Linked DNA regions of Mus musculus: region 1 is linked to region 2. A link is a contact called in ENCODE Hi-C or POLR2A ChIA-PET data. All regions are on one chromosome and are shown on one strand. Each heading gives the region's core, a stretch centred on a gene start or an enhancer-like site at or near the end of the contact. The rest is flanking DNA. Distances are from core to core; before and after follow the strand shown. Region 1 has its middle 19 kb from the start of Ptgs1. Region 2 has its middle 9.1 kb from the start of Gm39798.

Region 1 (7,617 bases), core at 2,025-4,524, 190 kb after region 2:
TGTACACTGGCAGGATACAGATGCCACAATGCAGGAGATGTGTATGGCATTTGTGGTGTGCACACTGCATGTGGGATGCATGGAGGGCAGGTGTGAAGATAGCTGTAAATGAGAGAGAAGTCTTGTGTGTGGGCAGTATGTGGCTGATCTGTCTTCTTGGCACATGGGAGGGTCATATACTTATGCTGCATATTCATCTTGTTGAGATACCAGATATGGGTACATATGTGGGCTGTGTGTACACAGGTTGTATATGGTATGTGTTCTCAGTATGTGCTGGTTTTTAAGTGTTATGGATCAAGTCCCTCAGTTCCAGTGCGGTACCTGGAGATGCAAGGTATTGGTTATATAGCTGGTGAGTGAGCTGTATCTTTAGATAGACACCAGAGAGCGGTGTGGTGCATGTTTCAAAACTATAAGCATAGACTGCCTGGAGAGTGTCTGTGTGTGAGAGTATATGTATGTGTAAGTGTGTGTGTATGTGAGTGTGAGTATATGTGTGAGAGACAGTGTGAGTGTGTTTGTATGTTGTGAGAGAGTGTATATGTAAGTGTATGTGTGTGTGAGTGTGAGTATGTATGTGTGAGTGTGTGTGTGTTCATGTGTGACTGTGTATGTGAGTGTGTTCATGTGTGACTGTGTGTGAGAGAGTGTGTAGGAGTATGTGTGTGAGCATGTATAAGTGTGTGAGAGTATGTGTGTATGAGTGTGTACATATGAGAGAGAGTGTGAGTTTATGAGAGAGTGTGTGTGAGACTGTGTGAGAGTATTTATGTGAGAGTATGAGTATGTGTGTGTGAGAATGTGAGTATGTGTGTGTGAGAATGTGTTCATGTGTGTGGCTGTGTTTGTGAGAGTGTGTGAGGGACTATGTGTGTGAGTGTGTATAATTGGGTGAGGGAGTATATGTGTTTGTGTGTGTGTACCCATGTATGTATGAGAGAGTGTATTCACATTTGTGACTGTGTTTATGAGAGTGTGAATGTGTGAGGGAGTATGTGTGTGGGTGTGTGAGTATGTGTGACTATGTGTGTATGAGAGTGTGTGTGTGTGTGTGTGTGTGTGTGTGTGTGTGTGCGTGCGCGCGTGTGCATGCACAAAAAAGAGAAAGAGAGCTCTCATTCTGGGGTCATGAGCTGTGGACCAGGACCATGGAGTACTTCAGAACCTTAAACTATGGTGATGCAGATTTGGGATCAAGACCTACCTCCTCCACTGACAGGTTGTGTGGGCGTGAATGTGTTTGTCACTGTCATTGTTTCTGGCTAAAACACTTGATAGAAGTAACTACAAACTCTATAGAAGAAGGGTTGGGGCCAGAGAGGTGGCTCAAAGGGTAAAAGTGCTGGTTGCTAAGACCTAGAATCAGGGTATGATCCCTGGAACCAGCGTGATAGATAGGATAGCTGGCCTCTGATCTCCATACACATGTAGCATGCACCCCCCCATACACTCACACACCTAGATAAATACATGTGAAAATACCCATTTCCTTTATTATGTTTGTTATTTTATATTATCTCATCTCACAATCTGCAGGTACAGTCAACGACAGTGGCAAGGCATGTCAGCAAGGCATGGCAGTATGTCAGCAAGGCATGGCAGCTGCTCACATGGCCCCCACAGTCAGGAAGCAGAGAGCAATGCTGCTCCATCCCCATCTCTTCTTCGTACAACCCTTCCCTAGCCATGGGATGCTGCTGCCTACATTTAATCCCACCTCGGTTAACCCAGTCTGCGAGCTCCTTCACAGACATGCCCAGATTTGTCTCCATGGCGATTCCAAGCTGACAGTCAACGTTTACCACCACGGTAGGGATATCACCCACCTCTCCCAGCCTCTCACTTGCTGAAGAGGTAGAGTCTGGCATTGTGCTGTGTGCTTATGACATTTGATGGGGAAACAGACACCCTCAGCAGGCTAGGTAACAGTGGAGCAGGATTCAGATTCAAACCCAGGCAGTGTGACTGCAGTGTGGTGTGACAGTGCCCTGCTAGGCTGACAAGGAGCACCTATAGCACAGGTTACCTCCTAACTACTAACTGACATAATCCACACACAGCCAGAACCCACATGATATGTGCACATGCGGTGTATCGAAGCTCCAACAATGTGTGAAAAATAGGCAGGAAGTTCGTTCGTCTGAGCTCCACACAGACGTGAGTGTGGATGGTGTGTGTCAATTTTCAAAGGGCTTATGATCCACACATGCCTATACATTTCACGTGAAGATCACAACACAAGACATGTGTGAATCCATGTGTTAAGAGTGTCCTGAGATGTCTGATATGGATGCATGACTTCTGAAATTAGGGATCACATAGTTGAGATCTATGACATAGATGAACCTACACAGAATAATGACAGTCACTCAAGGAGCAGGGCACGGGCTGGCTTGTGTACAGTACAGACACAGTGGACACACGTTTTGTACATGTATAGTGCTTAGATGTATGTGGCTGTGTGGGTGCATGCATATAAACAATGGTGCAGTGTCTGGATTGGTTGGTGTGCTGTATCTGCTCTTGAGAGTCACCTGTTTATTAGTGATGCATGCTCTGTGCATTGTTGCTAAATGTCGCCTTAAAGCTAAATTATTAATAACGACTTTATTCAGAGCAGCCCTGTCTCCATGCCAGTCTCCTCCTTACTGCGCTCTATAAAGTATAATGTAACTTTAATGTAAGACATCATTCATTTTGAGTGTATTATGTATGTTTTTGTGGTGTAGTGGTGTGTGCCCACGCAGTCATTCAGAGACCATAGAACACTTCAGTGAATGCCTATGATCCACCTGCCTCTGTTCTCACACGCAAGTTGCAGAGGCACAGGCACCTGGATGGCTTTTTATGTAGATGCTGGGGATTCGAACTAAGGTCCTCTTGCTTGCACCGTGATTGACAAGCCCATGGCTGGCTTTCTTTCTCTCTAGGTTGCTAGATCAGGTGCCCCAGTTCCCAGTGTCTAGCCAAGGGCTTGGGTTGCTGCAGAGGCCCAAGCTTGTGTTCGCTGAAGCAGCATGGCTGAAGCTCGGGTGCTGTGCAAAAACAGAGCGCTGCTTCCGAAGAGTAGGGCCAGTGCCTGGCACTGCGGGTGCGGGTGCGGGTGCGGGTGCGGGTGCGGGTGCGGGTGCGGGTGCGGGTGCGGGTGCGGGTGCGCTGAGCATCTCGGCAGGGCCTCCCAGAGCACTGCTGCGCGCTGCCTAGCGGGCCGCGGAGGATCCCCCCTGCGGTCTCCCGGGGCGCGACCTCCTGTACCTGCACGGGGGACCCGTTTCCCGGCGGCCGCCGGGCGGCAGGAAGCCGGGCATTGTTCCCTGGCAGAGGCCGGAGGGGAGTTCCCGGTTCGCGCGCACTGGGGAGAAGAGAGCAGCGCCCGCCTGCAACACGCGCTCCGCTGACCCCTGGCATCCGCTCAGCCCTGAAGCTCGCTCATGGATCTAGGTTCGAATCCCTGTTTGCAGTCTTCCTTAATTTCCCCTGAGCCCAGCTCGGGGTCAGACCCAAGATGCCCTTAACTCCCTCCAGCATGCTCACTCCTCAGCCCACCCTCGAAGTGGAGTTTTACTAGCTAAAGAGAAACTAGTAACAGGGCTCTAGTGAGGTCTCTTGCTGCAAAAGGGGCTTCCTACATTAGATCCTGAAGGACCCTCTCCTGGGCAGATTTTTACCCACCAGCACTGTGATGGATGGGGAAACTGAGGCCTGGGAGAAGATGATATTGCCTTAAGGTTGCCAGTCACAAAGTCTTGCTAGCTCAGAAGTTTGGCAATCCCAGGGGCCTTCTCTCTTGTGTGCCTAAGACCTTTGTGGCTGAGTGTTGTAGTAGATTCGATTAACACTAGTCTAGGTATTAGTGAGGGTGGTAATTAATTAATAATTATTTAATTATTGATTAATAAATTCATAACTAATTAACTATGAGGGTGAACCAGCTGCACACTGTTACCGAATTCCCAAGAATCAGAGGCCCAGGGATGTCCAGTAAATGGCTGAGGTCACACAGCAAAATGGTTGTGAAGTAAGATGACCTCCACGCACAGTTGGACCTGGACCTCTCTTTGGCGATTCTGTCTCCCGCCTACTGACATGTTGGGGACCTATCCTGAAGTGCCTTGGTTGGCTGGGCCTAGAGATTCTGATCATGGAGGAACCGGCTCCTCTCCACCCCTGCCCCCCACCCGGGAACCCTACACCGAGGGTAATTGAGATCAGATGCGGCAGTGACCCGAAAAATGCTCCCGGGAACCTGGAAGCATTTATTGTCTGCAAGGGAATCCAGGGCTCTCTCCCTGCTACCCTCCCTCCCTCTTCCCTCTCTCCCTCCCTGCCTCCTCCCCAGGCAGAGCCTTGGGTACTGCCTGAGGTTAGAGCTGGGCCTTGATGAATAGGGCTGCTGAAAGCGAAGTCCAGGCTTCCTCCTTCCTGGGGATATGGTTACAGGGGGCCAGACTTCCTGCCCCTCTGGCATCCTCTCCTTCCAGAGTGGATCTGCTGGCTTTCAGGGTAGGAGCTGAGCAGCTGGCCCAGGTTCAGACAGACTGGAGCTCAAATGTCACCTCCTCAGGGAGGCCCTCCTTGACCACCCCATAGGAACCAGCCCACCTACAGGCAGTCCTTCCTTCTGCTTAGATGGCTAGCAGTTATTTCTTCTGTTTACCTTGCACTCCAGGTAGCTGAGGGAGAGCAAAGGCTTTGCTTTGCTCATGACCATGGATTATAGTTTCTATGCCCACACATATATGCTCAGTGAATACCAACTGGATGCAGCCCTGATACGGGAATGGCTCTCATTGACCTCTGACAGTGGGATGTGACCTTGAACCTTTGCCTCTGACCTCCAGATCCCACATCATGACAACTTCATCCTCCTTTGGTTTCAGGCTCCTGTTTCTGCGGCTTCCTGTTCTACCTGTGTTCTACTGTCTCTGGCCCTGACTTGGGAGCTCCAGGCTGATCTCTGACCTCAGGTTCTGATTGTTGTCTGCCTTGGCTTTCCATTCGACCGACCGACTGTGTGACTCTGGCCAAACCTCTTGCCTTTCCTGAGCCAGCAGGATTCTTCTTCAAACAAGAGCCAACCTGAGAAGCCCAGGATGGATTTGTGACTAGCAAAGGTGGAAGGTGGCAAGGAAGGGGCTGATGCTTGAGTCCCCTGTCCCCTGGTGGTGGCCCTGGACAGTCCTGCAGATCCCTAGTTTTGAAGAACATAGTTTGAAAACCCACTTTCTTGATTTTTTTCCAAAATATTTTTTTCCTCCACGTGTGTGTGTGTGTGATTTTTTTCCTCCACGTGTGTGTGTGTGTGTGTGTGTGTGTGTGTAGAGGACAATTTGCAGGAGTAGCCTTCTGCTGCTCTATGGAGTCTGGGGATTGGACTCGGATTGTCAGGCTTGGTGGCAAGCACCTTTGCCCGCTGATTCATCTTGCTGGCCCCTTCTGTCTTTTTGTGCCTCTGCGGTGCCTTTTCTGAGGGACTGGCAGCAGCATGTCATTTCCTCCTGTCACCAAAGTGAACGGACTCCAGTGTGTGCTGGCCGTAGTGCTAATCATTGCCTCTGTAAGCAGCCTGGCACGGTCACAGGGGTATGGCAGGGCGAGCTGATGAAGCGTTGTCCCTGGGTGCACATTGTCTGGAATTCAGCCCCACCCCTCTGTCTTCCTCATGCTGATCACAAGGCCTGGAACAGTGCCCACAGATAGTAAGTGCTCAGTGAATGTACAGACAGCCAGGGAGGTTTCCTGTATGTGACCTGTGATGAGCTAACAGGCTGTCTGTTACCACCTCTGCATTAACAGTGATCTCAGAAGCCGCACATTTCCATTTGCCCTGGTCTCTTTGCGGGGCTTCCACTTGGGGGAGCCCGGGCAAGCCACCCTCGGGCAGTCGAGCATAGTCCCCTGCTCTGGACACTCAGGTTCTGCTTGTTCCAAGTGCTTGGTACCTGCTGCACGGCTGAGATGCAAATAACAGGACAGTGTGGGGGAGGGGATCGGGAAGCCTTTCCTGGGACGCCTCCAAGGGCTGATGTTAGGGGGGTTTCACTCAAGGGGGTGGGAGAGGGGCAGGAGAGAGTTCCCCTGGAAATGCTAAGGATGTGCACAGATGGCCTGGTGGTGGCTGGGTGAGTGGCCAAGGCAAGGGAGTGATAAGGATGAAGGCAGGTAAGAGAACGGTTTCAGGCTGCTCAAGCAGGTTCCCCAATTCCACTCCAGCAATAGCAGGCCATGCCAGTGTAAAACTGGTCTCAGTTTTACACCATGGGTAGAGTTGGGGGTGACTCAGACAACAAAATGTCTCAAAATCTGTTTCCAGGTTACAGTTCTTAGAGGTGAAAATGTAAATTTCCTAACAAGCCTCACCGCATAGGACACCTGCTCTGGCTAAGCCGTGTGGGAGTCCACTTCTCGTGCCTTTTCCACCGGGCCCTTTGGACTCTGTGCATGCAGGAATTTGTTTCCTAGAGGCCCTGGCAGAGGTCCTATTCCAGTTGTACCAGTGGTTTCTCCAGCCTGGCTAGCAGGAAACCTCCTTTTCCAGCCTGCCTTGCCTGAGCAGACACGAAAAAGGTGGCCTATGCTGCCACCTGGTGGTCACTTCGGAATACTGTCCTGTGTAGGGGAGTTTCCCCTGCAATGTTGCACTAAGGACTTTTACTGAGGTATCGACTCTGTCACGTGGCTTGCGTTTTGTTTTTCCTAGGCATGGGTATTCAGAACCCTGGCTGTGTGTGCAGAAGCCTGAAGTTCATAATCTGTTCTTCCTTTCTCTGCATTTCAAATCCAGACTGTGTGGAAAATGTAAAAGAGAAACTCAGTATCTTTTCTATCCAAGGGTTAAACAAGACACATTTCATTTAAAAACAAATGGAGAGAAGCTACTTGGCAGAAAGTCAAATTCCTTCCATGTCAGCACTTCTTTTCTTAATTTGGGTTTGTGTTTGTTATGTGTGTGAGTGTTTTGCCTAAAGCTTGTCCGTGCTCCTGATGCCCAGGAAGGCCAGAAGAGGGCGTCAGATCCCTTAGGACTAGAGTTTCGGGTGGTTGGGTCTCTCTGTGAAGGTTCTGGAAGCCATGTTTCTAGCCCCAAGGTCAGCACTTCTTGAAATGAAAAATATGTGTACTAGGTGCTCAAAAATCACATCCCGATTGTCGGCTGTGACACTTTAAGAGAGCCATTATGTAAGGATGTGAGGTGGACCCCATTTGCACCAGCAGGACCCACACTGGATGCACCCTCTGCACAAATCAAACTTACTGCCCTGCTGAAATACTTGTGATTGTGTGGTTATTTTCTGGGGACCCCAGACCTGTTAGGCAGCTATGGAATGCATCTCCTGCCATCCATCTTGTAAGACCAGCTCAGCTCCAGGCCCATCTTCCCCTGCTCCCTGCAGGCAGCCCTGGCTGGGCAGTACCTCATAGTGGTCCAGGCCCACGTTCCAGTTCCTGACTCCCACATTCAGAGCCCACTTTTGTTATTAGGTGCTCTGTGACCTCAGTCAGGTTGCTTGACTCAGTGCCCTACTCTACAAAACAAAGGCAACTGTGTCTCCTTCAGGGGGTTCTCTTTAGGGTGGGAAGAAATTCCATCTAATAAGTTATGCTGAATGAGGG
Region 2 (6,702 bases), core at 2,324-4,823:
CTGATATATCTATGCTTAGGCAATAGGTCGCTGGCCACTCAGCTCTTATATCCCATGAGGCTAGACTCATTGCACGGGATAGAGTGAGTGTGCTTCAGCAGCCCGAGAGAGTTGCAAGGCTAAGCACTGCAATGGAAAGGCTCTGCGGCATATATGAGCCTATTCTAGGGAGACATGTCATCTTTCATGAAGGTTCAGTGTCCTAGTTCCCTTCCCCCAGGCAAAACGACACGGGAGCAGGTCAGGGTTGCTCTGGGTAAAAGCCTGTAAGCCTAAGAGCTAATCCTGTACATGGCTCCTTTACCTACACACTGGGGATTTGACCTCTATCTCCACTCTCATTAATATGGGTGGCCTATTTGCTCTTATTAAAAGGATAGGGGGAGATGTTGGGAGCCGCCCCCACATTCGCCGTTACAAGATGGCGCTGACATCCTGTGTTCTAAGTGGTAAACAAATAATCTGCGCATGTGCCAAGGGTATCTTATGACTACTTGTGCTCTGCCTTCCCCGTGACGTCAACTCGGCCGATGGGCTGCAGCCAATCAGGGAGTGACACGTCCGAGGCGAAGGAGAATTCTCCTAAAATAGGGACGGGGTTTCGTTTTCTCTCTCTCTTGCTTCTTGCTCTCTTTTCCTGAAGATGTAAGAATAAAGCTTTGCCGCAGAAGATTCTGGTCTGTGGTGTTCTTCCTGGCCGGTCGTGAGAACGCGTCGAATAACAGTGGCAGCCATTGCTTTCAGCTGTGTGCCCATTAGTGATCCCACCAGGCTCCCGTAAATGGTTTCGATTCCGTGGCCACACAGGTGGCCCTGGTTAATCTAAACTAGTCATAAAGCAAAACCAAAAGCCATGAACCTTGGAAATGAACAGGAGGAAGGTGGGGTGGGGGTGCAGAGATGTATGCATTCGGGAGAGTAGCCAGATTGCAATTTTGTATGTGTATGAAGTTGTTAAGAACTAAATTAATAAAGACAGTAATAAGGAAGAGAGCAATGGAGTATCTGATAGCACCTGCACATGCAGACTTGTGTACCACACCAAACATGCACACACACACTACACATGCACACCACACACACACACACTACACATGCACACACACACACACATACCACACACACACAAACCACACACAATACCACACACACAAACCACATACACACACACCACACATACATACATACACTACACCCCACACACACTATACACACAAACATACCATACACACCACCACATACATACACACCACACACACACTACACATGCACACATACACACATACACACACCACATATATACACATACTACACACACTACACATGCACACACACACACCGCACATATACACATACTACACACACTACACATGTACACACACACACCACACACACCACACACACCACACACACACATAAATAACAAACAAATCCTTGTTTATTATTATAGCCCTAGAACCTATCTCAGCACCTTGTACATAGTAAAGGTTCGATAGAAATCTATCACACAAGCAGACAGATGAGGACTGAACCAAAAAAAAAAAAAAAAAAAAAAGGCAGAGGGCAGGGGCAGGGCTTGAAGGGCCATTGGATCTGTGTCCTCTCCACCTCCCTATCCCTAGACAAGCTGGTGTTCCTGAGATGTGCTGCACAGCACACATACGATTTTGTAACCCAAAGGAAGGAGGTGAAATAGCTTTGGGATGACTCCACTGATAACCTGTTGAGGTGATCATGTGGCCTGGGGGATGATGTAAAATATGTTACTAACCTTGCATTATCTGACTCTGTATTCTTTTTTTAACTTTTGTTTTGTTTTGTTTTGTTTTGTTTTGTTTGAGACAGGGTTTTTCTGTGTAACCCTGGCTGGCCTGGAACTCACTCTGTAGACCAGGCTGGCCTCGAACTCAGAAATCCACCTGTCTCTGTCTTCCAAGTGCTGGGATTAAAAATGTGTGCCAACACTGCCCTGCTGTTCTCTCTCTCTCTCCTTCTCTCTCTCTCTCTCTCTCTCTCTCTCTCTAGTGCTGTTTACAGGGAAAACCGTATTAATGCTACAGCAATGAACTACATCCTTAGCCCTTCCTATTTCTTCCTAGAATATGTAAGCAACACACTGCTTGCCCTTGAGGCCTGTTCTATGTTCTTTTTTTTTAAGATTTATTTATTTATTTTATGTATATGAATACACTGTAGCTGTACAGATGTTTGGGAGCCATCATGTGGTTGCTGGGAATTGAACTCAGGACCTTTGCCCTGCTCTCTCCAGCCCAAAGATATATTTATTATTATACGTAAGTACACTGTAGCTGACTTCAGATGCACCAGAAAGGGTATTAGATCTCATTATGGATGGTTGTGAGCCACCATGTGGTTGTTGGTATTTGAACTCAGGACCTTCGGAAGAGCAGTCAGTGCTCTTATCCACTGAGCCAGCCCCCCCTGTTCTGTATTCTATTGGAAGACGCTACAGACCTCTGCTGCAGAAGGGTCAGGGAAAGTCCCAGATGTTCACTTAAAGTCGTCCTTTGTGTCTCTCCCAATGCACTCAGGCCCAGTAATAAATAAGCCATGCTCTCTGCCTCAGTTGCCCTCTCCAGCCCTCCACTTCTGTCTTGCAAGGACATTTGACCTCTCCTCTGAGTGGGTCCAAGACCATCAGCTCAGTAGTCCTTGGAGACCTCGGGTACCCATCTCCCATCTGAATGAGGCCTCCACCTTAGTCCAGCCAATCATTTTCTGTGCATTACACTTCGCTGCATCTCTTCTCTTCTCTCTTTCATTCACTACCTTCCCCCAGGTGCCATTCATTCGCCCAGGAAATATCTAGTAGGCACTGACATCCAGGTGTCTTCTTGGAGCTTAGTAAGTGTCTTCTGAAAGAAGACATCGACTCTGATCTTCTGAGCTAACATCCTAAAAGAGAAGAGACAAGACACTAGCAAACGCAGCAGCAAATGACCTGTGTTAGAAGGGGAAACACTAATAGGAACAAGGCTGAACCAGGCTGAAGACCACCATTTACACTGGTCCCCTGCCTTCAGGCTTGCCTGACTTATCCTTTGTGGGCAGCTGGAGGGATCTCATGTTTAGCCAGGCCACCTCCCTGATTCAAAGCCCTCCTTGGATCTCCAGTAACTCTAGGTTCAGGGCCAAGTTCTTTAGCTGGGCATGCAAAACCAGATTCTGGCATGCGCGCGCGCGCGCGCGCGCACACACACACACACACACACACACACACACACACACACACACACGTTCAGCACTTCCCTGGCCTGTTCTCTAGCGCCACCCTGCGTTCGCTTGTTCTCATCTTAACGGGTTCGTTGTGTGGTTCGGGGATCTTTGCGCTCAGATTCGTGTGTCCCCAAAACTGCGCCCCAGCTGTACACCTGCAGCCACTGTGGCTCACAAATCCGTGTGCCTACTCTGTGAGCAGGCAAGCCACGTTTCCACGAGTCTTTCCCTTTTGGAGAGTCCTAGTGGACCTCAGGGGCTGTCCAGGTATATCTGACTTCCCAGAGCCTCAGCGGGAACTGGCTCTGTGATTCAGGAAGTCGCCATGGCAACCGTCGGGCCCTCGTGCCATCTCCTGCAATCAGCGCTGGGACCTGGACACCCGCTGAGCTTCCTGGAGATTTCGTTCCCCACGGTGGGGAGTCTGGAGGGGGATGCGGGGGGAATATGAGAAGCCTTTTAGCTCTCCCCCTCCTTCACTGCCTGATCCTCCTCTCCTCACTCCTCATTGCAGGGCTGGGACTTGAGAGAAAACTGCTCTGGACTTTTAAGTAGCGACAGAAGTTCTAGTTCCCCATAAGTCACCTACACCTTGTGAGGCCTTGCAAAGAGATGATCCCTTCCTCTACACCTTCATCCTCTCACCCCCGCGATGCTTCCTTGCTGGTTCTTTGTAGAGTCTCATGACATTCTGTGTATCACATTCTCAGTTAATATTCTGTGGAATGAAATGTATAGAACAAACTCTTGCCTTCATAGGGCTTCATGGTTTTCCTACCTTGTTTACAGTATCGGTCTGTTAGAAGAAGAATTTAGAGTCAGAGAGATAGAGGAAAAGACCAAGGCCACTAGTCCTGCATGAACAGAGAGGTGCTAACAGGGCCATCATGAGAAAGGTTGCCTATGAGGGACAACATGTGCTACCAGCCAACAAGTGACCCAGCCTCCCTTCTACTTCCTGAATCTCTGGTTTTAGGTTAGATCAAGAGAGTTGGGGCGGGGTCTCATATCTCAGGATGGTCAGTGGGAAGACCCCCAAGTCAGAAGCCTGCCTTGTCCTAGGGAAGATGACACCTGGGCCATATCTGGTGCTCTAGACCAGAGGAGCCTGACCTAGCCAAGCTCTCAGTGGCTGTAGATCTGGGCAATGGGGACCTGCAAGTGTGACAAGTGCCAGGCCCAGACCTCTGCATCTGTGTGATGAATCCTGCTTCATGTCTGTTCTATAAACAACAATCCTTGGATTTCTGAATCAGGACTTTTTGGTGTCTGGTTCTCCATCTTTACCCCCAGTTCTGGCCCAGGTCTGGAAAAAAAGAAACTACATGCCACTATGTTTCTTGTGTCTCAGTTAATCCCCACAGCTCTGCCAAGTAGCTTTTACAGCCTATATTTCATGGGAAAGGAAACAAAAATTCAGAGAGGTAAAGTGATTTTACTCAAGGTTGCATAAGCTAGTAAGAGACAGAGACTGGATTTGAACCCAGGGCCACAGCTCTCAGAGAAAAGGGGATCGATGGAGCTTTGTGGGTGCTTCTAGGGCAGGAAAGCCTGGTTGTCAAGACTGGAAGAGTTTGAAACTGGTTGGCAGAGAGACGAGAGTGCAGTGCAGACACAGGGTGGGGGCTGCATGACCTGGCCAAGTGGAGGGTCAAGCTGCCTTGGCCCGGCTCCCATCTCCAGCCTCAGGGCCAGCTTGTGAGGTGGAGCTGAAACATTCAGGCAGTTTCCTTTCCTTTGTTGGGAGTGATGTCGCCCATTTCCTGGATGTCCAAGAACCCTGCTTCAAACAATAGTGCTGTCAGGAAGCCAGGAAGGGGCTGCTGCTCTGTACTTGGTTCTGCCCCATCCCTCCCCACCTCCTGAGACCTAGCCAGGCCATCCTTTATGCTTATCTCTTAGAGTCTGATGTCCCACTCTGCCACCACTGGGCTGCATTCCTGTGAATGGGGTGCCTTACTTCTTTGGGCCTCAGCTTTCAATCTGAAGATCGGGGGACACATTCTCACCCAGCAGAACTAGTGTGGCCTTCAGAGAACAGACACAGGATAGCAAGAGCAGCTAACACCCTAGACACAGGTAACAGATGCTCTGGAAGTTTGCCTTTTTGTAGTCATCCAGAAAATTCCAGTTACTTTAAATGATGGGATTGTCAACTCATTTTTCAAGGCTATTGATCGTATCTATGTGATCAGCTATGTGTGCTATATTTTAAGACTGAATCAGACTTATTGCTTAAGGACCAAACAAAATTGATGGTTAATTTTGTTGACTCAATACAACCCAGAGTCTCCTGGAGGAAAAGTCTTCGTGAGGTTTGTCTACACTAGGTTTGCCTATAAGTAACTTGTGCCACTATGGGCAGCAGCATCCCCTAAACCATGTAAGAGTGGAGAAACTGAGCTGAGTCCATCGAGCAAGCATGCATGCAGACATTTCTCTCTGCTTTTGACTGTGGGTGTCATGCAAGCTCCTGCCACTGTGCCACCACGGCTATGCTAGACTGTCATGTGGAATCATAACCTGAAATAGAGCCTTTCCTAAATTGTTTCTGTCATGGTGTTCCAACTGCAACAGAAATGAAAGCAGAACAGGTGAGACCTGGCACTGATGATAGCATGTAACCTGGGACAATGATGTGATTCGTTAGAGCTTCAGTGTGTCTACCTATAAAATACGGCAGTAACAATATTATGTTAGGTGTTCCTGTGAGAAATAAATAGACAATGTGGGTAAGTGACACAGCTCAGTATGTGTAAGCCACACGGCTCAGTGCCTGGCCAAAAGGTAGGTACCCAGCAAATGGCAGCAATCATGAACATCACCAAAACTTTGTTATTATTTTTTCCACAGTGTCTCCACAATCCCCCTCTCCGGTCTTTGCTCCCAGGGTTTCCCTTCGTCCAAGCCTTCCCTGTCTGTCACCATGCATTCGGCTTAACCACTGTAAAACAATGGGAATGTATTGGCCTCTCTGGGCCCTCGCTGCTGTTTCAAGAGCTAGTCCAGTTCTCCTGGCATTGAACTTGCAGTGAGTCGGAGCCTACACCCATCAATTGACAGTGTCTGTGTCCCCAGTTCCACAACAGATTGGAATCCCCCCCAGAAGAAGGGGAGCTACACAAGTGGTTCAAGCTGTCTCCAGGCTTGGGAGCTGGGTGGGTGCTTTTGTCAAGAAACATGGCGTTTTCATTAAGGCCATTGTCTGCCAATTAGCCCAGCACTGACTCACAGGGAGCACAACATTGGGGGCCCGCTGTTCAGGCGGCCTGTGGCTGCAGCATCGTGTTCTATGAGCCCCGTGTCCTGTCCCCGGGAGAGTCTTCCCTCTGCTGCTCTGCTAGGTGGTTTCTTCACCCTGTTGTGGGGTGCACCTGTCACCTCAGTGAGGGTGCATTTGTACACGTGTGCTTGAAACCAGGTGGTGTACCATGGCCATGTTATTGAATTAACAGAACCACCCAG

Evidence for each region. A loop is a pair of places that touch in the nucleus more often than their neighbours do. ChIA-PET counts read pairs that join two places held with the same protein, here RNA polymerase II (POLR2A).
Region 1: a loop to region 2 is called in a map of ES-E14, with 2.7 times the contacts of the local background. The contact joins two enhancer-like sites. A Hi-C loop is called at or near these places in 3 of 37 maps with a recorded cell type or tissue (ES-E14, gastrocnemius and mouse trophoblast stem cell). POLR2A ChIA-PET finds 5 or more read pairs at or near these places in 1 of 5 experiments (Patski).

What each region holds. Positions count from the first base shown.
Region 1 is chr2:36,207,642-36,215,258 of GRCm38, forward strand. No RefSeq gene overlaps it. Among named protein-coding and RNA genes, the nearest start is that of Ptgs1, 19 kb to the right of the region's middle. Within about 2 kb of position 3,275, at least 1 of the 3 ENCODE cell types and tissues checked has a DNase peak (open chromatin) inside an H3K27ac peak, as active enhancers do.
Region 2 is chr2:36,018,516-36,025,217 of GRCm38, forward strand. No RefSeq gene overlaps it. Among named protein-coding and RNA genes, the nearest start is that of Gm39798, 9.1 kb to the right of the region's middle. Within about 2 kb of position 3,574, at least 1 of the 3 ENCODE cell types and tissues checked has a DNase peak (open chromatin) inside an H3K27ac peak, as active enhancers do.